3 separate regions of the Mus musculus genome follow, and all the other regions are linked to region 3. A link is a loop called in an ENCODE intact Hi-C map of the cell type or tissue named here. Cell type or tissue: heart. All regions are shown on one strand.

Evidence for each region. Hi-C counts contacts between places; a loop is a spot of excess contacts. Peaks named below come from ENCODE experiments on the same cell type or tissue, not always from the same donor. Only the 100,000 strongest peaks of a DNase experiment are listed, where the experiment ranks them.
Region 1: it touches region 3 in a loop (2.4-fold over the local background); 3 of 42 quality-filtered maps call a loop at or near these places.
Region 2: it touches region 3 in a loop (3-fold over the local background); 5 of 42 quality-filtered maps call a loop at or near these places.

Annotation. Positions count from the first base shown.
Region 1 is chr7:29,849,110-29,857,109 of GRCm38, reverse strand. Zfp940 (zinc finger protein 940) reads left to right here and starts at 3,462. Exons shown (of 5, transcript NM_173738.2): 1 at 3,462-3,613; 2 at 6,093-6,168. The coding sequence starts at 6,160. In heart, no CTCF peak of the experiment used is centred here; a DNase peak (open chromatin) is centred at 3,429; H3K4me3 peaks cover 1,209 bases; H3K27ac peaks cover 1,068 bases.
Region 2 is chr7:29,904,358-29,912,357 of GRCm38, reverse strand. It overlaps Zfp27 (zinc finger protein 27), which reads left to right and starts at 6,254. Exons shown (of 5, transcript NM_001037707.1): 1 at 6,254-6,304. Zfp383 (zinc finger protein 383) reads right to left here and starts at 3,841. Exons shown (of 5, transcript NM_001243908.1): 1 at 3,707-3,841; 2 at 2,111-2,175; 3 at 63-189. The coding sequence starts at 3,713. Mir7668 (microRNA 7668) reads right to left here and starts at 5,849; the gene lies at 5,791-5,849. In heart, a CTCF peak has its summit at 5,878; DNase peaks (open chromatin) are centred at 3,807 and 6,137; H3K4me3 peaks cover 4,077 bases; H3K27ac peaks cover 3,824 bases.
Region 3 is chr7:29,979,657-29,987,656 of GRCm38, reverse strand. Zfp568 (zinc finger protein 568) reads right to left here and starts at 3,702. Exons shown (of 10, transcript NM_001167872.1): 1 at 3,429-3,702; 2 at 2,331-2,397; 3 at 1-75. Gm31735 (a long non-coding RNA gene) reads left to right here and starts at 4,136. Exons shown (of 2, transcript XR_001778074.2): 1 at 4,136-4,224. In heart, CTCF peaks have their summits at 3,909, 5,157 and 6,023; a DNase peak (open chromatin) is centred at 3,816; H3K4me3 peaks cover 4,839 bases; H3K27ac peaks cover 5,083 bases.

The sequences.
Region 1 (8,000 bases), 130 kb after region 3:
TTCACACTTGGCAAAAACACAGCAGGTCTTTGTATTTTCATAGAGAAGTGGTGCATATCTTTATTCATGATGGGTCCACACCCTTTGTCGTCCTGTCTGGATTAGGCTGTTGTAGTTTCCTATTGACTTTAATCACAGGACATGGTAGCACCAAGAGGTGCCCTAAAGGATCTCCAGACATAATCCTTCTTACCTCCATTGTGGAGAAGCAATCCAATTTCTCCATGGTAATCTGGATCAATTACCCCTCTGAACAGTTATTCCTATCAAAAATGATTGGTTTAGGGGCTGGAGAGATGGCTCAGTGGTTAAGAGCACGGGCTGCTCTTCTGAAGGTCATGAGTTCAAATCCCAGCAACCACATGGTGGCTCACAACCATCCGTAATGAGATCTGACGCCCTCTTCTGGTGCATCTGAAGACAGCTACAGTGTACTTATAATAATAAATAAATCTTTAAAAAAAAAAAAAGATTGGTTTAAGGGCATTAGAAACCCAAAGTGGGCAGGGGGTAGTCTGAGATTCTAGTTCAATAGAATAGTTGTTGCTCCTGGCAGGAGCACTCTCCACTCTGGAACCAAAACTTCTAGACCAGCAGAATTTAAGGTTACAGGAACAGGAAGTAAGCATTTTCCTTGTGAGTCACTAGGGGTGGTAATGAATGGAACTATTTCCACCTGTTGATTCCTGGACTTTTGGATCATGGCTATGGAAGAAACTGAGAAATTTATTGGATACTGATTCAAGGCATATACCACCTCCAGGGTGCTGCACATAATTGTCACTGTAACGGTGTCTTCAAAAGGCCATTCCATCTTTCTATCAGGCCAGCTGCTTCAGGATGGTGGGGAACATGGTAAGACCAGTGGATTTCATGGTAGTGGGCCCACTGTCGTACTTCTCTAGTTCTGAAGTGAGTTCCTTCCTCAGAAGCAATATTGTGTGGAATACCATGAAGTTGGGTAAGGCATTCTGCAAGTCTACAGATGGTGGTTTTGGGAGAAGCACTAGGTACAGGGAAAGTGAATCCATAACCAGAACAAGTATCTAGTCCATGTTGGCTCCTCTGGAAAGCTGTGGCGTGATGGCCATGGAGCTGCCCAGAACAACATATATCCACTGTCATCCCAGAGCTGAATGGGAAGCTCACTGGCATGGCCTTTCGTGTTCCTACCCTCATGTGTCCATTGTGGATCTGATGTGCCGCCTGGAGAAACCTGCCAAGTATGATGACATCAAGAAGGTGGTGAAGCAGGCATCTGAGGGCTCACTGAAGGGCATTCTGGGCCACACCGAGGACTAGGTTGTCTCCTGTGACTTCAACAGCAACTCCCACTCTTGCACCTTTGAGGCTGGGGCTGGCATTGCTCTCAATGACAACTTTGTGAAGCTCATTTCCTGGTATGACAATGAATACGGCTACAGCAACAGGGTGGTGGACCTCATGGCCTACACGGCCTACAAGGAGTAAGAAACCCTGGATCACCCATCCCAGCAAGGACACTGAGAGCAAGAAAGAGGCCTTTGGTTGCTGAGGAGTCCCTGTCTCAACTCGGCCCCCAACACTGAGCATCTCCCTCACAATTTCCACCCCAGACCCCCATAATAACAGGAGGGGCCTAGGGAGCCCTCCCTACTCTCTTTGAATACCATCAATAAAGTTCGCTGCACCCACCTTAAAAAAACAAAAGTATCTAGTCCAGTAAAGACAAAGTGTCCTTTCCAAGGAGGAAGTGTTCCAATGTAGTCACTCTGTTACCAGGTCATTGGCTGGTCACCTCAGGGAATAGTACCATATCTGGAACTCAGTGTTGGTCTCCGCTGTTGGCAGATCTGGCACTCAACAACCGTTGTAGCCAGGTCAGCCTTGGTGAGTGGAAGTCCATGTTCTTGAGCCAAAGCATCTCCGCTACCATGGCCACTTTATTCATGTGCCCATTGGGGAATGACAGGAATGGTTGGGGAAAGAGGCTGACTATTCATAGAATGGGTCATCTTATCTACTTGATTATTGAACTCCTTGGCTGAAGTCACCTCTTTTTTTTTTTTAAGATTTATTTATTTATTACATGTAAGTACACTGTAGCTGTCTTCAAACATGCCAAAAGAGGGCATCAGATCTCATTACAGATGGTTGTGAGCCACCATGTGGTTGCTGGGATTTGAACTCAGGACTTCTGGAAGAGCAGTCAGTGCTCTTAATGACTGAGCCATGTCTCCAGCCCCTGAAGTCACCTCTTGACGATCATTTATATGACACACAAACATCTTCGACACAAACATTTCCCATCTTTTGAACATTTAGAGAGATATATCCACGTACTTCCTCCCCAGATGTCTTTCTCACCAATTTTCCAATTACGTTTTTTTTTCAAGTCCTTGACCATCCAGCCAATCCGTTGACTATCGTCCATGAATCAGTGAGCAAACCCAATTCTGGTCATTTCTCCTTCTAAACAAAATGTGTGACCACCAGAAGCTCTGCCCACTGTGAAGATTTCCCTTCAGTAGTCTTTCAGGGTTGTCCCAGAAAAGGGTTGTAATGCTGCAGCTGTCCACTTCTGTGTGTCGTATGCGTAATGTACAGAACCATCAGTAAACCAGGCCCTAGTCATCTCTTCTTTAGTCAACAGAGCACAGGCGACACACTGTGAGGCTATAGGTGCATGCTTGGCAGGAGATGGCATTGTAAGAGTAGAAACCATAGGCATTTGGGCAACTTCCTCATGTAACTTGATTGTTCCTTCAGGATATGTTTGGGTCCAATCACATGCATACCATTTGATATTGATATTGCACATCCTACTTTATCTTGTTTAATGAAAATCTAAATATAGCAAATCCTCTCTCTCCTGATCCTCAATAACATTTATTTAATAACTCTATCTTATTATTGTTTTTGATTATTGGATGGTAAGTTATATTTTATTCATGTTAAATAACTAATTATTGCTTAATATCTAACCAATCTGTACCTTATGTTTTAGAAGACAATTTTTGTTTTCTTTTTATAAAGTTTATTATCATTATTTTGGAGAACAACTTTTCCTTCGTACAATGCAATTAATAGAGTCGATAATTCTTGGTTGTCAACTTGATTACATCCGGACTTAACTAAAACTCCCAAAATAGAGGGCACACCTCTGAGGGCTTTCTGCTCATTTTGAAGTGGGAAGATCTACTGTGAATCTGGATTTTTGAATAAGGAAGACACATCTTTAGTCCAGAACTTTAATTCAGTTTTAAACTGGGCCATGTTTTTTTTCTGGAAGCGTATATAAGGACATGGAAGAATGAAACGTTCACTCTGCCTGCTAGTCCTCACCTTGCCAGCAAATCCTTCATTGGCAAGTGTTCTTTCACACAACCCAGTCTAGGTTGGCTACCGCGTCCCCTCTGGTGACGTAAGAGTCGCATGGACTCCTGGGAAATGTAGTTCAAGACTTGGCCAGCGCCGGGTCTCGCGGTGGACCCTAGGCTTGCTTTATCAGACACACCAGGAAGCCAGTTAGAAGCCGTCTGCATGCCTGCTTGCTGGCTGGGAGCGCACGAAGCTGTGGAGGAGGACAACTGAGGAGCGTGGAGCGTTCCCGAACCCCAAAGAGAATCCCAATGTAAGACCTGAGTGTTTGAGACCAAACCATCCCTGGGCAGTCTGATGAGAGGAAGCCGCCTGCCTAGTCCCGTGGGTACCAGTGAGCAATGGAAAATCCTAGTGTGTGATACCCTGATGAGACCTGGTGTGTGGAAGGGAAGTGAATTGAGAGAAACTAGGCGCGGATAAGACAGATGGATTAATGGGGAGGCACCAAAGTGCTGGGTAGCCTAATGAAGGTGAGGTTAACACTGTAGCGTGTTTGATTTGTGCATGTGATGACCCCTGAATGTGGATCACCTGGGTGGCAGGGAGTGGGGACAGTCTGAACCCTCTAAATCTCATTTCCACCTCAAATCGTGATTAATACCTGAAAAGTCTTGGGTTCACGGCCGATTATTGTCCTTTTGCTTCAGTGAGTAGAGGCGATCTCAACTCCAGAAAGATGGCATGGCGGGGGCTTGAAGAAAGGAGAGGTTTCGTGCGGAAGGTTGCTGTGCAGATCATAGAAACACCTGTAAACAGTCTGTTTTGCTTTCAAGGGTTGTAGGCAGCAGGGTAGGAAGCAGGGAGGGTCTTACCTTTCTGGGAAGGAATGTGTGCCTTTGAGGATGGGGAAAGAGGGAAGTGGAAGGGGACCCTTTCGTGTATATCCATCACGCTGGAGGTGTTGGTACTGGTAGATACAGTTAGTTTAGATTTCTTTCTTTTTCTTTCTTCTTTGTCCCCCCCCCCCCCCCCCGCTCCTCCTCCTCCATTTTGAGACAGGCTCTCACTATGTACCCCTGGCTTTCCTGGAATTCACTAAGTAGACCAGGCTGGCCCCGAAAGCACAGAACTATGCCTTCTTCCACCTCCCCATTACTAGAATTCAAGGTGTTCAGTTTTGAGATGGTACTTGAGTTAAAATTTAGGGCCTCAACTGTTTTTTTACAGATAGTTGGCCACATTCCTAATCTAACATAAACAAGAAGAGATGAGAGTAGGTAGAAGAAACGTAAAGAAGGTTCTGGCTTGGAGATGGCTGTGGAGGAGGAGGAAGAGGAGGAGGAGGAGCAGCAGCAGACCTTTAATCCCAGCACTTGAGAGGCAGAGGCAGGCAGATTTCTGAGTTCGAGGCCAGCCTGATCTAGAGAGTGAGTTTCAGGACAGCCAGGGCTACACAGACAAACCCTGTAGTGAGAATTCTGGAAGTTTGGGTTCTCAAAAAACACAGAAATATAAGAATATGCTTTCATTTTAATCCCAGCTGTGGGGATATGCTGATTTGCCTCATGCTCGAGCAGAGGAATGGTTTTACCAGTTGGAGACAGATTCTGTAATTGTGTGCTGTTTGGAATTCTGGGAATTTTTCAGAGGGTAAATGCTAAAGCCCCATAGGTGGGTGGTTTTTGGTCCTTCCTCCCTGCGCTACCCTTCCCCCCCCCCCCCCCCGTTGGTTGCAGTTTGTTACTCATGCTCCAGGGCTAGCAGACTGAGGTAGCAGTTAAGCTTAGAGAAGCTAAGCTGAGACAGAGAAGATATTGTTAGGAGACAGATAAAACAAGAACCCACAAACAAAGTAATTAAAAATAAAAGAAAAAAATTAAACGTTTACAAAAAGCTACGCCACCACATCAGCTGTCTCAGTAAATAGCTGGTGAGTCTGGTGAGGGCGTAGTTAGGCTTCAAACGCGTCGAGTTGTGTGGTGTGCCTTCTGTTGTATGCTGTGAATGAAAAGGACTCTGTAGGTATCAGACTGTTGTTGGCCATGACGAGGATAGAAGGCACTGGTTATCGATGTGCATGGGAGAGCCCTGGGCAGGTGCAGTGGGCTTTCAGCTGGGAGATGACCATCGGGTATCTAATTCAGGAATGGGGCAGTTAGAGGGGACATTTACGGAAAGACAGAGTGATCCTATTTCATACGCTGGTCTTTGTGGTGGTTTGGGTATAACTAATTTAATCCCAATTATCTCTCTTTAGTTGAGCAACTTTGGCTTTGTAAGGGAGTAGAATTCCCTCAGAGCCCCTAAGCTCTTTCTCCAAGGAAGGAAACAGCCCTTCACATATTTCCATTTGGAAGCTCCGTGGAGGTGTGGATGACAATGGCCCCCATAGGCTCATATGTTTGAATGTTTGGTCCCCAGTTAGTAGAACAATTTGGGAAGGATTAGGAGGTGTGGCCTTGTTGGAATAGGTGTGTCACTGCGGATGGGTTTTGAGGTTTCAGAAGCCCATACCGGTCCCAGTGTCTGTCTGTCTCTTTGCCTGCTGCCTACTGCCTGTGGGTTAGGATGTAAAGCTCTCAACTAGTGCTCCAGCACCATGCCTGCCTGCTTCCTGCCATCATGATCGTGGACTAACCCTCTAAAACTGAAGTAAGGCCCCAGTTAAATACTTCTTTTAAAAGAGTTGCCTTGGTCTTTCTTGGTCATGGTGTCCATTCACAGAAGTAGAACAGCAACTGAGACAAACTTCAAAGAAGCCTTAACCTTTCATGGTTCTTTCCCTCTAGCTTTCTCGGGCTCTACTTGGTTGATCGTGGAACCCAGAAGAGAACTACTCAACTCAAGTTTTAAGCCATGGCCCAAGTAAGTTGGAGTTGTCTGCCAAGCTAACATGTAAATATCTATTATTACTTGTCCTTAAACTGCTTCTCTGAGTTTCTTCCAACTGGTAAGGGATGGTTGTGAAGCACTCTACAGCTGGCGGCCATTGCTTTGGTGTTCTAACCATCTGACAAAGCACCAAAGGAGGGGAAAGTCATTTCTGTACAGGGAGTACTAGAGCTTCCTTCCCAAACCATGGCTTTATAAGGTAGAATTGTGTGGCTAAAGGGGAATAGAGAATGAGCATGTTTTTATTGAGTTCATAGAATCGAATATTTAATTAGTCAAGATGGGATGTGCCACTGGTTGGAATTCACTTTGGTGTGGCACTTGGTGATGCCTTTGGTAGAAATTATGGGACATTGAATGCATAGGGATTAAGATGTTACATTTATCTGTCTGTAACATGAAGAATAAGCAAGAACACAGAAAGAACGATATCTGTATTGTAAAGAAGGCTTATCAGAAAAGGCTTTGCTCAACTCTGTAAGTCACATCTCTGTCATGAGCCTTTTGACAATTAAAGCTGGTTCAGAGACAGTGAAGTGTGGCTATTGTTATTATTATTATTAGGCTATTATTGACATGTGGAACATGTGCTGATTGGAAGGTACTCAGTATGAAGTATTAAGGAGTGGATTTCTTAAGGAATTATTATAATTAATTTAATTTAATTTAATTTTGCCAATTGGAAGTATTTATTCCAGACCTAAGTGTAGCACCAAGTGTCTAGAGCACAGGGGTTTTGAAGGCAGAGACCATGTCCCAGTGTCTCACTCAGCAGCTGCGGGGTGGGGGTGGGGTTGGGGAGTGGGGCATCTTACTTTACTAAGTTAAACAATTAGCTGGAGAAATCTTTATGTGGATAAGTTAGCTAGGGCATTTTGACCTTTGACCTTGGGTTCCTAAATAGAGTTTAGTAATTTCCATGGGTTTCTTCACAAGGAGATTAAGTTCTAGCTAAACCTGAAATAAAGAGCCTCAGCAAGGATACAAGATGGAGCTGGACAGTGGTGGCGAGGGCCTTTGATCCCAGCACCTGGGAGGCAGAGGAAGGAGGATCTCCAAGTCCGTGGCCAGCCTGGTCTACAGACTGAATTCCAGGACAACCAGGGCTACACAGAGAAACTATGTTTTGAAAAAAATGAAACAAAACCAAACAAATGCAAGAGGGACCTCTCTGCACTGTCACATCACTCTCACAAACTGTCACCATTCTGCAAATCTGGAAGCCTTGATAGATACAGATATTTATATATCATCTATCTATCTATCTATCTATCTATCTATCTATCTATCTATCTTATCATATCATATCTATCTATCTATCTATCTACCTATCTATCTATCTATCATATATATGAAGGGCACAAAGAATGTCATGCAGGCCTGTGCAGGCCCTGTGCATGCTGCCTTAGTTTCTGTGAGTTCATGTGAGCTTTGCTCGTGTTGATTCAGAGGGCCTTGTTGTCTTGGTGTCCTACGTCTTCTCTGGCTCTTATACTTTTTCCACCTCCTCTTTGGCAGGGCTTCCTAATTCATGAGGGGAAGGGGGATTTGATGAAGACATCCCATTTAGGGCTGAGTCTTCCCAGGTCTCTCACTCTACATGATGTTTGTCTATGGGTTTCTGTATTTGTTCCCATCTGCTGCAGGAGGGAGCCTCTCAGATGGTGGCTGAGCAAGAATAGCAGAATGTCATTAGGAGTCCTTTTATTGCTATATATATATTTTAAGAACAGTAATAATTGATTTTACCCTATGTTCCTGGGCTATCTAATCTCTGGTTTTTGGTCACCCAAACAATGTTAGGT
Region 2 (8,000 bases), 75 kb after region 3:
ATTCCTTGAGGAAGAAGCAGACACTGCAGAGATGGCTGCGCTGCTGATACAGGTGTCCTTACCCACTGAGAGCAGGTTGCTATAGTTCTCCAGCATCACATCTTTGTACAAGTCTCTCTGCGCGGGGCCCAGACACTCCCACTCCTCCTGCGAGAAGTCCAGAGACACGTCACTGAACACCACCGGTTTCTGAAACAATAAACACACCCAGGTTAGAACACAGAGAGCACTTCCAAAATGTTGGTGCTTGCGTTGTCCGGCTGAGCAAAAGAGCCACTCCATGATGTCACCAGACCCGGGACCTCTGGGTTGCCTGTTCATCCAGAAACAGGACACAAAGCCAGGCATGATGCTGCACGACTATAAGCCAGCCCCAGGGAGGACGAGGCAAGAGGACTGATTTGGAGTTGAGCTGTCTTGTCTGCCCAGGTTGCACAGTGAGTTCCAGGCCAGCCTTAGCTATAGAGTGTGATCAAGTCTCAAAGAACAGGCCTGGGGAGTTAGCTCACTCATAAAGAATGCGCATAATGCCCTGGTTTCAAACACCAAAACAATCCTTCATTTCTTACTAATTCAAGTTCTTTTTCTGGTGGCCAAACGTTTTGATTTTTGACTGTACAACCTCAACAGCTTATACACACAGTTCAAACTTCTTAGAATCTTCCACTGCCTGGCTTGGATTTTTAAAAGAAGATTCAAACCCTTGTACAGAACTTGGCATGGTGGCTTATACCAGTGACCCAGTACTAGGGAAGTGAAGCAGGAGACTCTAGAGAAGTGGTTCTAGATAACCAAGTAGTTCTGGATAATCAATTATCCCGCAGAGCAGATATTTACATTATGATTCATTACAGTAGCAAAGTTACATTCATGAAGGGCCAACAAAGTAATCTTATGGGTGGGGTCACCCCAACATGAGGAACTGCATTAAAGGGCTGCAGCATTAGGAAGGTTGCGAGCCACTGATTTAAAGCACGGAGTCAGCCTGGGTTACAGCGAGAGACCCTGCCTCAGAGCTAAACACAACCAACTACACAAAAAACTCAAAATGGGGGCTGAGTGCTTGCTCAGTGGTTAAGAGTGCTTCCTGCTGCTGCACAGGACCTGGGTCTGGATCCCAGCCTCCACACGGTAGCTCGCAACCTTCAGTATGTTCCAGTGACTCTAACACCCTCTCTTGGCCTCCACGGCATGTATGTGGTACTGCGCATACATGCATACATGCAGAAGTATAGTGACTCACACATGTAATTGCAGCTCAGAAGAATTAGAAGTATAAGGTCATGCTCAGCTACTTGCAGAGTCTGAGACCAGCCTGTCTCAAAAATCAAAAGAAAGCCAACAACAACCAAACCACACAACTGCCACGCATAGTTTTTCACTCCAAATATATGAAATGGTTAATGCTGTAAGATCCCACCCTTGAAAATGTCATGAAAAGGAAATTGATCAAACAGAGGTTATCCTTGTGTAGCAAAAATTTTAATTGGCTCTGTTTTCCAAGTTCTTTGAAATAACCATGTTATAGAAAGAAACAAAAACTGTAAGTTGTCTAATTCCTAAATTAACATGTGACCATTAAACAGAAGGAAGTCAGGGAGAACACAGGCCATGTGTCTATGTTGGAGTTTTCCATCATTTCCATGAATGGACAATTGGAAGAACCGGGTCACTTGATAAGTCTGTGTTAAGACATGGAGACAGCTACATAGTTTAAAGCTGTTGTTAAGTTTTGCTGGGACAGTGTCTCAGCTACTAACTTATCCTGACCTCCGCCATTCTGTTTCTCCAAGTGGTTCTTGCTAGCTGCTTCTATCTGTCCTGGGGGCCTTCTGATTCCATCTTTGTCTGCTGGCAACATTGCCAGCCTGGAAGTCCCACCCCCTTAATTCCTGCCAACTGCTCTTTATTATGCAAAAAGTCACATTCCTTATTCTACTAGCAGGCTGGGGAAAGTCGCCTTACTTTTAAAGGGAGGCATGGAAGTGACATTTACATGTCCTACTAGCCAGTTGTCACCAGCTCCAAATAATTGAAAAACAAGAACACACTTTTTTATAGCCAGAAAATACAGTATTTGTGGGTCATCCCAACAGAAACCCCAGTGTACCTTATTTTTGGCGTGGTCCACCGCCATTCCTCTTTTCTCCACTGGGTACCTCTGGAGGAGTGGAGCTGGGGGAAAAAATGAGTCATGAAGTCCTAAGTCTTTTAATAAAAGGCCACCCTGGATCCATACCTGTCACCCAGGGAGAAGTCTAGGTTCTCATGATAATGTCTAGAGTCAGAGAAGGAATGTAGCCTATGTTGTCCAATACTGGAATCTGTTCTTATCTCACTGGGGGTCTCTTAGGACAGAAAATTGGAGTCACTTGGGCAGTCAGAGGCACACCAAATCTACAAACCCACAGCTGCTGTCAGTCACCCACCATGGAACCACATATATCCTCACAAGCACACCCTACCCAAATGACAGCACAACAATGTATGGTTGGATAGTCACAGTCACACATCCATCCTGAGGATGAAATCACAACCACATTTATAGAACCCTTAAATACAACACCACATAAAACCACAGTGCTACAAACGGGCACAACAGGAGACTCACGGCGGAGTCACACAACAGTTATAATCACTTCCAGTTGCCCTCATGAAATTTTACACAATCAATACACAATACACATTCAACAGAACATAACAGCCCCTAAGACACACATACTGTCAGCTTGACAATTACATGCCATCTTCCAATTGTAGTGAGAATTCTGGAATTTTGGTTTCATTAAAAACCACAGGAATAATAAAAAAAAATTGAAAAAAAAACCCACAGAAATATTCTGAGAGTATGTCTCTGCTTTAATTCCAGGTGCGTGTGGGGTGCGTGTGGGAATATGGGGCTACCTCAAAGCAGCTCATTTACCTGTGCTCTAGCATAGGTATGGGTTTGCCAGTGGCAGATAGTTTCTGCAACTGTGTGGCATTTGAAATTTTGAGGACTTTTCAGAGGATACATAAATGCTAGGGTCCAGACAAGCAGGATTGGATTGGTGGTTGTTCAGGGAGTATGGTAAGGTTTGTTAGCAGTCATGATCAAAGAAGAAACAAATTAGAGTCAAGGATCTCTCTCTCTTTTTCTCTCTCTCCCCCATCTATTTTTCTTTCGCTCCTATCTAGCAGGAGGGTGGTGTTGTGTGTGTGTGTGTGGGGGGGGGGGGGGGGTATAAAGGGTCGGTGAATAAAGGAACCCACAAAGTAACAAAGATCAGCTACATCCAACCATGCTCATGGTATCACATAAAGTTACATAATCACACTCAAACATCCTCACAGTCACAGGTACCCAATACACATAGTATACAAACATACAGACAGTCCCCCTCTGATTAACACTCTTGGAAGCATAATTACTGGCTATCTGATATATCCCTCATACACAGGTGCTATACCGTTACACACAATAGGTCCAAACACATTGGGACACAATCACACACACTGCCACAAAGTTATTAATCACATATAATAAAGAAAACGTGCATACGTACACACACAGCTCTGCGCATGTTCACAGGTCATTGACACACCCACCAAAGAATCCTAAAAATCACAGCCACGCACTCACTGCGTCCTAGAGTCACTTAAGGTCACACTTAAACAGAGCCAAAGCCTCACTGCTGCTCATCCTGCTAGACCAGCTCCCACTGACCTGACATCTCAGATACTGACTGGTATTTCCCTTCAGACCCCAGGGCCGCAGCTTTGGAGCCTTAACAAGGGCCTATAGGCCGCTCGCCGTACACTTTCCCGTCCCCGGACGACGAGGGTCCCGCAGGCAAAAGAAGGGGCTGCCTAGCACTCGCGAACGCTTCTGGGAAATGTAGTCCGCGATTGGAACTGGCGGGGAAGATGGCATCCATTCTCGGATTTCCCGCCAGAGCACGGCCTGAGGCAGGCCGAGGAGCTCGTTCCGCATTTTCAATTTTGTGCGTGAAATTCCTAGACAGATATACAAACTCGGACAGAAACTCTTACAATGCATTGAGCCCCTTCCATGATAGGGGGCCAATCTCAGAGAATCACTGTATGTTTTTGGAGTAGGTTTGCACCGGAAGTTGTGTAGAGTCGCGTGTATTTCTGGGAAATGTAGTCTAAAAAAGGAACTGCGTGGCACTGGTCTCCTGGAACAAAGTTGTTGAAATGATTTCTGAGATACCACACCCTGAGTCTGGACATTTCTGGGCCTTGTAACTCACTGTAGGAATTTTCAGGATGACGACAGATTCTCCGTTTTACCCTTTTCTGTTGGCGAGGCTCAGCATAGGATTTATATGATCCATTTAGGTGGCATATAAAAAAAAAGAATGAATATTAGTTATTAAAATCTATCAGATTTAGGAAGAATTGTAAACGAGTGGTTGTTCCCGAATAGGTATAGGGTTCTGTTATAACGTAGTGAAAAAAATTCTCTTCGAATTTTTATTTATTTTGAGTCTGGGTCTCACTCTAGGCGGACTTGCAAGTCACTATGCAGACTTGGTTTGCACTAAACTCACGTAGATCAGTCTGTCTCTGTCTCACAAATGCTTGGACCAAAGGCAAGCTTCATCATACACTGGGTACACCGTTTTACTTTGGTGTTTATGGGACTCATTTCTATATAAATATTTCCTTTCTTAGCTGCACAATATTCTATTTTATGAGTTATGTGTATGAGTTTGTATATCTAGTCACACGTTTGTGGTTGTTACAGTAATCTCTAAATTAGTTGATTTTAATAAAGGAAATAGAAGCGTTTGTTTACAATTCTTCTCGCTCTCTCTCTGTCTTTTGAGACAGAGTGTAGCCCTTGGCTGTCCTGGAACTCACTCTGTGGACCAGGCTGGCCTCGAACTCAGAAATCTCTGCCTGCCTCTACCTCCCTAGTGCTGGGATTAAAGGAGTGTGCCACCATCGCTGGCTTGTTTTTCCTGTATTTGCCTGTAAAGGTCAGAAAGGGATGTTACATCACCTAGGGTTACAGACAGATTTGTGAGCTGGGAACAGAACTCCGGTCCTAGGCAGAGCAGTATAAGCAAGCATTGTTTGTTTGTTTGGTTTGGTTTTTTGAGACAGGGTTTCTCTTTATAGCCCTGGGTGTCCTAGAACTCACTTTGTAGACCAGGCTGGCCTCGAACTCAGAAATCCACCTGTCTCTGCCTCCCGAGTGTTGGGATTAAAGGCGTGCACCAGCACGCCCGGCCCTATTTCAGCTTGTAATGTCAGTCTTTTGAGCTTAATTAGATATTTAGAGGGTGAGCCATGGTATTAAATTAAGGCTTCATTTACACACTAAGGAGATTGCTATCCATTAATTATATTTTAATTTTACGTGCTTTTAATCACATGTTGGTGCCATCACGCCTAGCATTAAACTATTCTTTTTCTTACAGCTGCCTACTAGTTTACTTGAGGTGGTTAGAGTGGAGAATAACGGAAACGGATGGGCTTCACCCATGCATTCTTCTCTGTCCTTCCGACACCCTGACGTGAAGGGAGCTTCACGGCGGTATCTTCCAAGGGATTTATCCCAGATTCTACTTTATCTCCCAATGTGGTTTGTCTTGTTAAAGATTTTGACACTCTTCCAGTTGCTTCTGATACTGGTCTGATGCTCTTGGAGTTGCTGGTTTTTTTCTACCTTTTTCATGAATGGTTTTTTTTTTTTTTTTTACAAAGTGGATTGTACCACTTTGATTTGTCCCCTCATTTCCACATGGTTTCTCCCACAAGCCCTCTCAATTTTTTTTTTTTCTCCTCTGAATCCCCTGCACCGCATGGTTTCTTCCACAGAGAGCAGGTTATTCAGAGTGGCAACTAGGTTTCTCAGTGTTACAGAACTCATGACCCCGTGTCCAGAAGAACCTCCTCTTATCGGATGATGCTCGGACGTGGGCCACAGTGCTTGGGTCTACGTTCTTTATCTCATTCCGTGTAATCTGGCTGGATAGCTATTCCTCTGCTGTACGGAATGCGTAAATTTGAAAGATGGCGGCCTACGCGGCATCTCTGGGCACGACTATGTTAATCGATCCTCCTAAGGAATTGTGTACAAAGGATCTTGAAGCTATGTAAGCACGCTGTGGGTTATTGGAGTCCTCTGGCATCGGAGGTAATGCTGAGCATGCGCAGTACTAATAGCCCAGGGCCTTTTTTTTTTTAAGACCGGAAGTGACCTTGGTGCTTGAAGGTGGTTCCCTCCCCCTCCCCCTCCCCCGTGCTGCTTCCATTGAGTCTTAAGGGCAAGAAGTCATCCGAGATGATTCCGGTTGGTTTCAACTAGAATTCTGTGGAGTCAGTAGTGTGTGCCTATGTTGGGAGTTAGTGACCGGGTGCTGTCTGCTGTGTTGATGGTTGTCAGTGGCAAGGATTTCTCCGATCAATAACGGAACTCTGAGTTTTGGAGGAGGGAGGTCGGCCGGGTGATGTGTGATTGTGATGACAAGTGAGTGATGTTAGGGAATGTGATGAGTGGCTGAGGGTCTCGTGGGGTTTTTGATAAGTTTGCTTTCTAACCCCAAAGTTTAGCTTATTAATTTTTAGCCTTGGTTAATGTAATACTTTACATTCTTATGTATTTATATGTAGATTTTTTATTGTCTTTTAAATATAAATGGCTTTCTTTTTTAATTCGTTTTCTGTGATCCAGGAGTCATTTGGAAATGCATTTTCTGTTTCAGATAATATCTCTGGGTAGTGGTCTAGCTGAAAAATGTTTTATGGTCGATACCATAATCACTTTTCATAAATGCCACATTGCATAAAAATAATCGTTCCTCAATTGTGTTGTGTGTGTATGCTTATGTATATACATATATCGCAATATGTTGTGATATATATTAATATATTTAATCCCAGCACTTGGGAGGCAGAGGCAGGCAGATTTCTGAGTTCGAGGCCAACCTGGTCTACAGAGTGAGTTCCAGGCAGCCAGGGCTACATAGAGAAACCCTGCCTCGAAAAGCAAAAAAAAAAACAAACAAACAAACAAACAAAAAAACCACACACACACACACACACACACATATATGTATGTATGGATATATATATATATATATATATATATATATATATACACACACACATATACATACACAAATACACATATATATTGTGTGACCATCATATGACCTTACAGTTTTGCCTTTGTTTTGTTTTGTTTTTTGGAGCCCTGGCTGTCCTGGAACTCACTCTGTAGACCAGGTTGGTCTCAAACTCACAGAGATCCACCCTCCTATACCTCCAGATTTCTGGGATTAAAGGCCTGTATCACCACACCAGCAGACATTACAGATTTGGTTTTTAAATTTATTTATTTTATGTATATGAGTACACTGTAGCTGTCTTCAGACACACCAGAAGAGGGTATCAGATCCCATTACAGATGGCTGTGAGCCACCATGTGGTTGCTGGGAATTGAACTCAGAACCTCTGGAAGAACAGTCAGTGCTCTTAACTGCTGAGCCATATCTCCAGCCCCCTTAGAGATTTTTTTTTTTTTTTTTTTTGTCTGCTTAGTTGTGGAGGGATATTGCTCACAATGGAAATGTAATTTGTCCATCTCTCTTTGGTCCATTTCTGGTTTATATGTTTGAAGTTATATTGTTATCAACACTTATGTGTATTTTTACAAAATATATTTATTTTTTGAAGAGTCTATATGTATACAATGTATTTTGGTCTCACCAACCCTTACTACATCCCTCCAGTTATTTTTAATAATAGGTATGACTAAGTAGTTCAAGGAATATTGTAGCAATTAGAGTGTCCACCATAAGTTTGTAAAAGAGTTTAGTTTCACAAATATCTTTCCATTTTGCAAGTTTTCTTTCTTTTGTCCGGTTCTTACCCCTTGGCTTTTTAAAAGCATTGCTATGTTTCTTATATGGTAGTAGGCGCTTTACCCTCTAACATGTCTCCCCGGACCCAGATTTTCTTAAATTTTCTATTCTCTCAGCACTGTT
Region 3 (8,000 bases):
TTCCATGACAGACATCTGTCCTCAGCCATCTCCATGCACAGCACAGTCTTAGTGTTGGGAGGCAGGACCTGTGGGCTTCAACCAGAAATAAAATTGGCCTCATGCGTCCTCACAGGTTCTTTCTTATAACCAGCCTCAGAGACAGCTCCCAGCGGTCACTATCTTCTGGTAGGTCACTGCGATACATACCAAGAGATAATTAACACAGCTCCCAACACTTATTTCCTTGTTTGTAACACTCTCTCTACAGCAAAGCTACTAGATGTAAAAACGAAGTCAGAGTGCATGAAGTACTCAACAGAGACACAAACAGTCTAGAAACAAAATGGAGCCCGAGCATCTTTAGATTCATTAGTGTAGCCTCAATGCAGAGACAGATATGGCTAACTCAAACATAGGCGACTCCGGGGCTATCTAGATGGATCGCTGCATAACAAGACTTATTGTTTCAGCTTGATGAACCTGAGTTCTATGCCTGGAACCTTCCACATTAAAAGAGCAGAGAACTGACTCTAAAACTTGTCCTCTGACCTCCACCTGCATGCTGTGACACACGAGCACCCCACAAGCACTTATGATAGTAAAGCCTTTGGAAAATACTCAGTCACAGGCATCCCTGGTGGCAGTAAAGGAAGATGCATTAAAAAGCCAGCTATTCGGGGGATAGGTGAGGCCTGGGAGGGAGGGATACAGACCAGGAGGGGAAGCAGTGTCCAGGATGTAAGGAAAAAAAAAAAAAAAAGCCAGATATTAACAATATTTCCATTCTCTATGTGAATTGCCTTGGTCATTGAGGTAAAAGAGCATTGTAATTCCATGACCTTCATTTGAAATAAAAATTATGACCATACGATACTAGATATAAATAAATGAAATGGCTGTTAAAATACAGTAGTTTACCATCTATGAGACCTTATTTAGTAAAGAGAAAGAAGTTAGAAAAGGTGAATGAATCTTTTCTCTGTATGACAAAATTAATAAAGCCGAAAGGACTATTTTAATAAACCTTGGGGTTATGCTTGAGACACATTTGCATAGTTACTCCTGTCTTTAAAATCAAGCTCTCTCTAACAGGCTGGCCTTGACTTGTGCCACCTACCCACTCTACCTGTTTACTTTTTACTCCACAATTCTCAAATTCTAAGAAGCGACAGAATTTCTATTATGGCATCTACCCACCATCGTCATGAAAATAGGAATTCTAACTTTGCCAATGATAGTTAGGAGTTCAGTGAATCAGATCTGCAGCCCTTATAGGTCAGTCAAAAACCTAAAAATAGAGTAGCCAACAAAGTCACAAAGTCAGGCAGCCCCTCCTCCTGGGTATAACACGCAAACCGGCAGAAAGCAAGGACTTTGTCCTTTTGTTCAGAGCAGTGCCGTCTGCAACAGCCAAGTAGTCGTAGCTTGTGTTCACAGGTGTTCACGGACTCAAGGGGAGACTAAAAGTATTTACTCATACACAACGTATTGTTTAGGGTTTGAAGTGAATTCTGACACTACTAACCCAGGAGTTACGAAAGGACAGGACCTCTGATATTAAATACTTAGAATTCTCAAATTCCGACAGAGAGCAGACCCCTGATTGCTGGACCTGGGAGTAAGGAGGAAAGGGGATCACTGTGCTGACTGGTCCTGTGGAAACCGCACTGTGGTTGGTGACGAGAGGATGGTGTGAATGGCTGTCACTGACCATGTGACTACGATAATGAATTGTATATGGCGTATTTACCACCATTTATAAACATACATATTCACGTAGACCAGAGGAAATACATCTGCTCACCTGGGATTGCCCTCCCACCCCCACCTCCCTTTGTCTTTGTTTTTCTTTCACTGTATCTTGGATTAGCCTCAAGCGGCCTTGAATGTGAACTTCTTGAATGTCAGCCTCCTGGATGCTAAAATCACAGGTATGTGTCACCACACACAGCTTAAGAATTTCGGGCAGTGGTGGGGCACGCCTTTAATCCCAGCACACGGGAGGCAGAGGAAGGTGGATTCCTGAGTTTGAGCCCAGCCTGTTCTACAAAGTGAGTTCCAGGATAGCCAAGCCTACACAGAGAAACCCTGTCTTGAAAAAAACAAAAAAAAAATTTTTTTTAAAGTATTGCAACATAATGTAATATATTACTCAAGGATGACAGAAAGAGATGGCTAGCTAGTTTGGTGTACAAGCATGTAAATGTCTTGTTTAAGTTTGAGGTTTTGCTAAGTACACACAGACAAGAACAGAAACCAAGCCAGTGAGGGGGGTACCGAAACAAGGTAAATATAAACAATAAAAACGTGTTTTCAGTAGTATGATAATACAGCAGAATTAAACTCACCTATTAACAGTCAGGCCAGACAAATGAGTTTAAAAAACACTCAGCTGATATGTTGCTCATGAGAAACCTGAAACATAAAGACAAAGGGTTTGGAATATAAAATTTGTGACAAATGTAATTTGAGAGAGAGAGAGCTAGTGAGCAAGCTAGAGAGCAGAGCTAGAGAGTGCACACAAGAGAGTGCAAACAAGAGCACACTATCATCAAAGAGCACTTGCACTAAACGGTAACACCCAGTATAAAAGTATTTCTAGAGATTTCTTAATGTGGCAAATAGTTATTTTAATAGACTACAAGCTTACCCACACAACTTTTCTTTGGCTAAATATGGACACATTTGAAGCAGAGGTTTTTTAGAGTCTTTGCATGATCTCCCCTGTGCTCCCATAATCCACCGTGAAAAGAAAATATGTTTGGAATCAGTTCTTTTTAACTTGAGCACCAGAAAACAACAAACAGAGAGCAGATCTGAATTTCAACCAAATACAGCCTGGATCAGCTAAATGCAATGAATCTGCTAACAACGTGAACTGAAGGAATCCCAGTTGGTTTGCTATTGAGCTTAGGAATTTTTTTCAGCCATTATTAAACTAACTTCAGGGCTGGGAATGTAGCTCATTGGTACAGTTTTTGCCTGGTGTGATTGAAGCGTTAGATTTAAATTCAACACTACAAAGGTAAAAGAAAGAAAGAAGAGAAAAGAAAAGAAAAGAAAAGAAAAGAAAAGAAAAAGAAAAAAAGAAAAAGGAAAAGGAAAGGAGAGAAAAGAAAAGATTTTTTTAAAAATTAAATAAGCCAAGCAAGCCATTAGGTAATAATAGAAAGAAAAACTGAAAAAAGTTAGAGAAGAAAGTGTTGAAAGGGCGGCAATGAGGAGGGGGAAATCATTAGAAAGTACAGATTTTTTTTCCCCGTAGTTACGAGTTACGCCAAATGCTACACACCTAAGAACTCCGCGGTACAATTGCACACGCCACGCCATCCCCACACTCACCACACCCTTACTCAACCCCTTACCACCAAACATGGCCACGACAGGACACTCGCTCTCGCACAACCACACCCCCTCCAAATCTCCAGAGTAGCACAAACTCTTACCAGGTTTTTGGTTGCAGCTCCGAACAGGCTTGAGTCCCGCCTTCTGGCCCGGAGCTCTCCGCAAAGCTGTGACCCGGGATACTCCGAGCCCCCCGAGAGCCCGCGCCCAGCCCGAAGCCCACGGCCGGCGCAAACCGGACCACCCGTGCCTCTCCCGTGGAGAGGTCCCCGCAGCGCCACCAGCCAAAACCTCCCGAGACGCAACCTCAGAGACGCGGCATGCGGGCCACGCACGGCCAGCCCCTCCACTCGGGCGGCAGCGCGCGCCCGTTATGTCCCAGAGCACAGGTGCTCCCAGAAGGACCCGCGGCCCGACCCAACTTCCGGTCAGAGCTCGGCTGGCGTTTCCTGTGCTAGGGACAGGAGTCATGGCCGAAGGCGCCGAGGTGGCTGAGCCCATTAGCGCGGCGAGACGGTGACGCCGCCGGCGAAGCAGCGCTGGACGTGAGCAGCTGCGGGGACGGTCTTTTCCGGAACAACCAGAGGAGGCGCTGGGGGCGCTAGGTGGCTGTCCCTTTGTGGACTACATTTCCCAGAAAGGCTAGTGGCCTGTCCAGCCTCTCGGCAGGAGCCTTGCGACTGGGCGGACGCAGTGCCCTGGAATAGTTTTTGTGGTTGTTTGTAATACATTCTGATAGCTTTTCTATGAGGACATGAAATGTCTGGTCGTTGTGGAGTTGTGGCTTAAGTGTAAGACTGTGCCTACCTCTATGTGGCATCTTGCATGTAACCATGGGGCTCCTGTCACCCGAGTGGTTGTGACTTCAGAACTCTGCTCCTGGGAACAATCTCTGAGGTGAGGTTTAGATTCGCAAATTGGTCAGGGTGCCAGTTCTCTCCTAATCTCCATTCTCTACGCAGGATGGATAATGGGGACAAGGCTGGTAATGATCTCTGGCCTGGCCAAGAAAGACCTGGAGGGTCACAATTTTTTTATGTCTACTCCCAGTTTTACCCATTGCCAGGTCAGTTACCCAAAAGAGGCAAAGAATGCACTACAAACCACAAAGAGCCGGGCTTTCCTTTGTGCCGAGCCCAGAGTGATCCCAGGTATTGGACGGCCGCCCCCATCTTACTGCATGCCCGCAAGCCTTACTTTCTTTCAAGCTGCAGTAAAACCACCAGGCCTGGGCGAGCTCCCTAAAGGCTGAGATAAGACCTCTGTCTTAGAATAGCCTTGAGCCTGAATGAACATCCTCCTACCTGCCACACCCTGGGCTCCAGAACTAACCCTCAATTTACAAATTCCTTCTTTATTGTTCCCTGAACCTCTGCTCCTGCCTTTATGCTTCAAAAGGAGAAAGGAGACTGCTCTCTCCCTTTGTCAAAGGTCGAAGCTGACTTGTGACCCTAACCAGTTAGAAGTGTTTTCCCGGGGGGGGGGGGGGGGGGGAGGGAACGGGACGGGGGGAGGGTATAAAGTTTACTTGTGGTTTATTTCCGACTTTCTTGGTCCTTTCCTCATTATTTGCACACCCCATGACCCCAACATCTGAATGCCTCTGGAAGTACTTGCTTAATGACGACTTGTCATTTGAAAATAGATCCCTATATTGTCTCCATTGGAGAAAAGAATAGCTATACCTATTATTAAGTCAGAGAGAGGCATAGAGGTAGCCATGTTCCAAGCCTGATTGCAAGCTAGAATAATCGGCTTAAGTTTAACTGGTGGGAGACAGAGCAGGTGGATCTCTGTGAGTTTCAAGCCAGCCTGGTCTACAGAGTGCGCTCCAAGCCAGCCAATGTTACACTGCAAGACCCTGTCTCCGAAAACAACAATAATCTGTGTACACTGTTATCATTTGATGATTTTCACTCATGTGGTCAATTTTCTTTTACTAATTACAAATTCCAGTTCAGTATAATCTCCAGTTTCAAGGCCTCTTTGATCTCAAGCTGGCTTCATATTTTTGAAACCAAAGTGTGTAATGTGGAAGGAAGATGTTCAGTCTGATTTCACTGTACACTTCTCTCCCTCCTACCCAGTGAATGTTTCCTCCACTGGAGACACAAGCCAATTCAGGTGAATTAGAAGTAAGTTTATTTGCGAATGGCTCCTGGGTGAACTCACCGGTCTCAGAGGACAAAACTGGAAAGTCACAGGCAGCGTATGATGTGGGAACTTCTTATAGATTGGTGGGGGGATGGGAGCACTGGAGTGGGACCTGAAGAGTTTATGTCTTCAGGTTAGCAGGGTGGGGCCTGTCAGGAATGTCAGGAATGTGAGACTGTCAGGGCTCTCTCTCTCTCTCTCTCTCTCTCTCTCTCTCTCTCTCTCTGTGTGTGTGTGTGTGTGTGTGTGTGTGTGTGTGTGTGTGTATGTGTGTGTGTGAGTGTGTGTGTGAGTGTGTGTAGGGAGAGGGAGGAAATGGAATTTCCTGGACTGCATGGAGGCGAGGGCAAGCCTAGGATGGTTCTCCAACCAAACACCTAACAGGCAGTCTCTGTAGAAACTGGTCAATAAGCATACTGTTCAATTAGAACTGTGATTGTGAAGAGGAGATGTCCAGAAGATTTTCTTGAAAGATTTGTTAGTCTGTCTGTAAAGCTATTCAGCAATGCCCCCACCCCCCGAGCGCCCCCTGTGGGATACTCTCACGAATTTCTCAGAAAAGCTGTAATTGGAAACCTCTTAGTGCACTGAACAGCCTGTCTCCTTCAAGTAGTAGTTACTTACCGTTCCTGGCTTGTAGCTTGGTGCTTTTGTCACTCTTTGTTGTACCATGATGGATCCAAGAAGTAGAATTGGAACCAGTCTTTATGCCCTGTAAACTCTAGAGAATATAGGAAAAGAACCCCAAAGCATCTTACAAGGCGTTTCAGATCCTGTCTGGATGGATCCCTTTCCACCTAGGCTGAAAGGGGGTTAACCTCATTTCTCCTGTGAGCTGGGACTGTGTGCCCTCTTCAAAAACAGTAGCCAATTCTTCCTTACCATCTAGATGCTCTACAGTTCTATCTTAGACTGAGTTAATACAGACCCACGGGTTAAGAACCTCTGTCCCAGAAGACTGCTCTAACTTCAGCCTTGTGTCTTGGGTCAGACAGAAAACACAGTTTGGTGTCTCCAAAACACTACACTTCTCAGCTGAAGGGACCCAACTTGACAAGACAGATTCTATCTTGTAACCAGGCCTTCATTTTATATACTAGGCTCTATCCTCAAGTTAAACTCTAGTTACTGGAAAAACCAGGAAGGAACTACCCTAGACACAGGCCACCAGCAGGAAAATACCTAACATTCCAGAGGCTGTAGATAGATATAAATAGATTGCTTAAGCCAATCATGTGACTGCCAAGCTGATAAACCCCTCACTCTGCTGTAACCACAATAAAAAGGCTGAGCCTTAAATGCTCAGGGTTGCTGCATTGAAGGGGCCTGAGGGTCTGAGTTGGAGCTTGAATAAAGACTCTTTGCTTTTGCATATGAGTTTGACATCTGGTGGTCTTTGGGTATCCCGGGATCTGGGCATAACACAGCCAGCCATAAATTGAGGGCTTCCATCCTTAGAGTCAGTAATTGACTAGAACAACTCACATGGAAGCCCTATGCAGTAGTGCACCACGGAAGAGTGTTATGGCCCATGACTGACCTCATGTACAAAGTTGGTCCCATAAAATTAAAAATGGAGCTGAAAAATCCACTTGTCTCGTATTTTCCCTATGTTGTCCATGCTTACAAACAGAGACTATTGTGTTAAAATTGTCTATAGTTTCCAGTGTAGTACCATACAGTATACGTTTGTGGCTTGGAAACAATAAGCTGTACAATACTGTGTAAGTGTGCAATAATCCTTATAGGCTTATGGAAGTGCACACAATGGTGGTGAACAATGAAACCACATAGAAAATGTTTCCAAGAGCGCGTCCTGGTTGCCAGGCAACGCAGGACTGTACTTGAGATTGCAGTTTCATTGTGACAGTTACAACAACAGGACAGCAAAATGGAAAAGATGAAGTCGTCGAGTTATCTGAAGGGGGAAGGGTATCCGAAAACATTTTTGACAACTCTGCCTAACAAAATGCCTGACACGAATGAGTTGGTCATTAGTATGGATATTGTAGACATTTCTGCCACCATAAAAATAAAATTCAAGAATCGGCTCCTGTCTGGGTTTGGGGGGGGGGGTGTCACTAACACTTCCCTGGCACTACACCAGCACCTTCTTGGGATTTGGGCTCCAAAACGTGATCATAAGTTTTGGTTGTTTTAGCTGGGCAATGGTGGCAAGGACAGTCTGCATACCAGAGGGCAGTTGTTTTTACCCACTTAACAAAAATGGCTGAAGTTCTCCAACATCACACCCTTCTATACATTCATATTGAAAGACCCCCGAAGGGAGACCCTCACTCAGACACTCAAGTCCCGGGACAGCCGCGTACCCAAGAAGACACTGAGACCATACATAAAATGTAGAAGGTAAGATTTAATAAAGTAGCAACATGAAAGCACACAGACCAGAGCTCTGGGGTCGAAATAAAGCAGCAACATGAAAGCACACAGACCAGAGCTCTGGGGTCGAAACTCATACACCTTTGCACAGGGTAGAGGAGTCTCGACGGTCAGCCAAA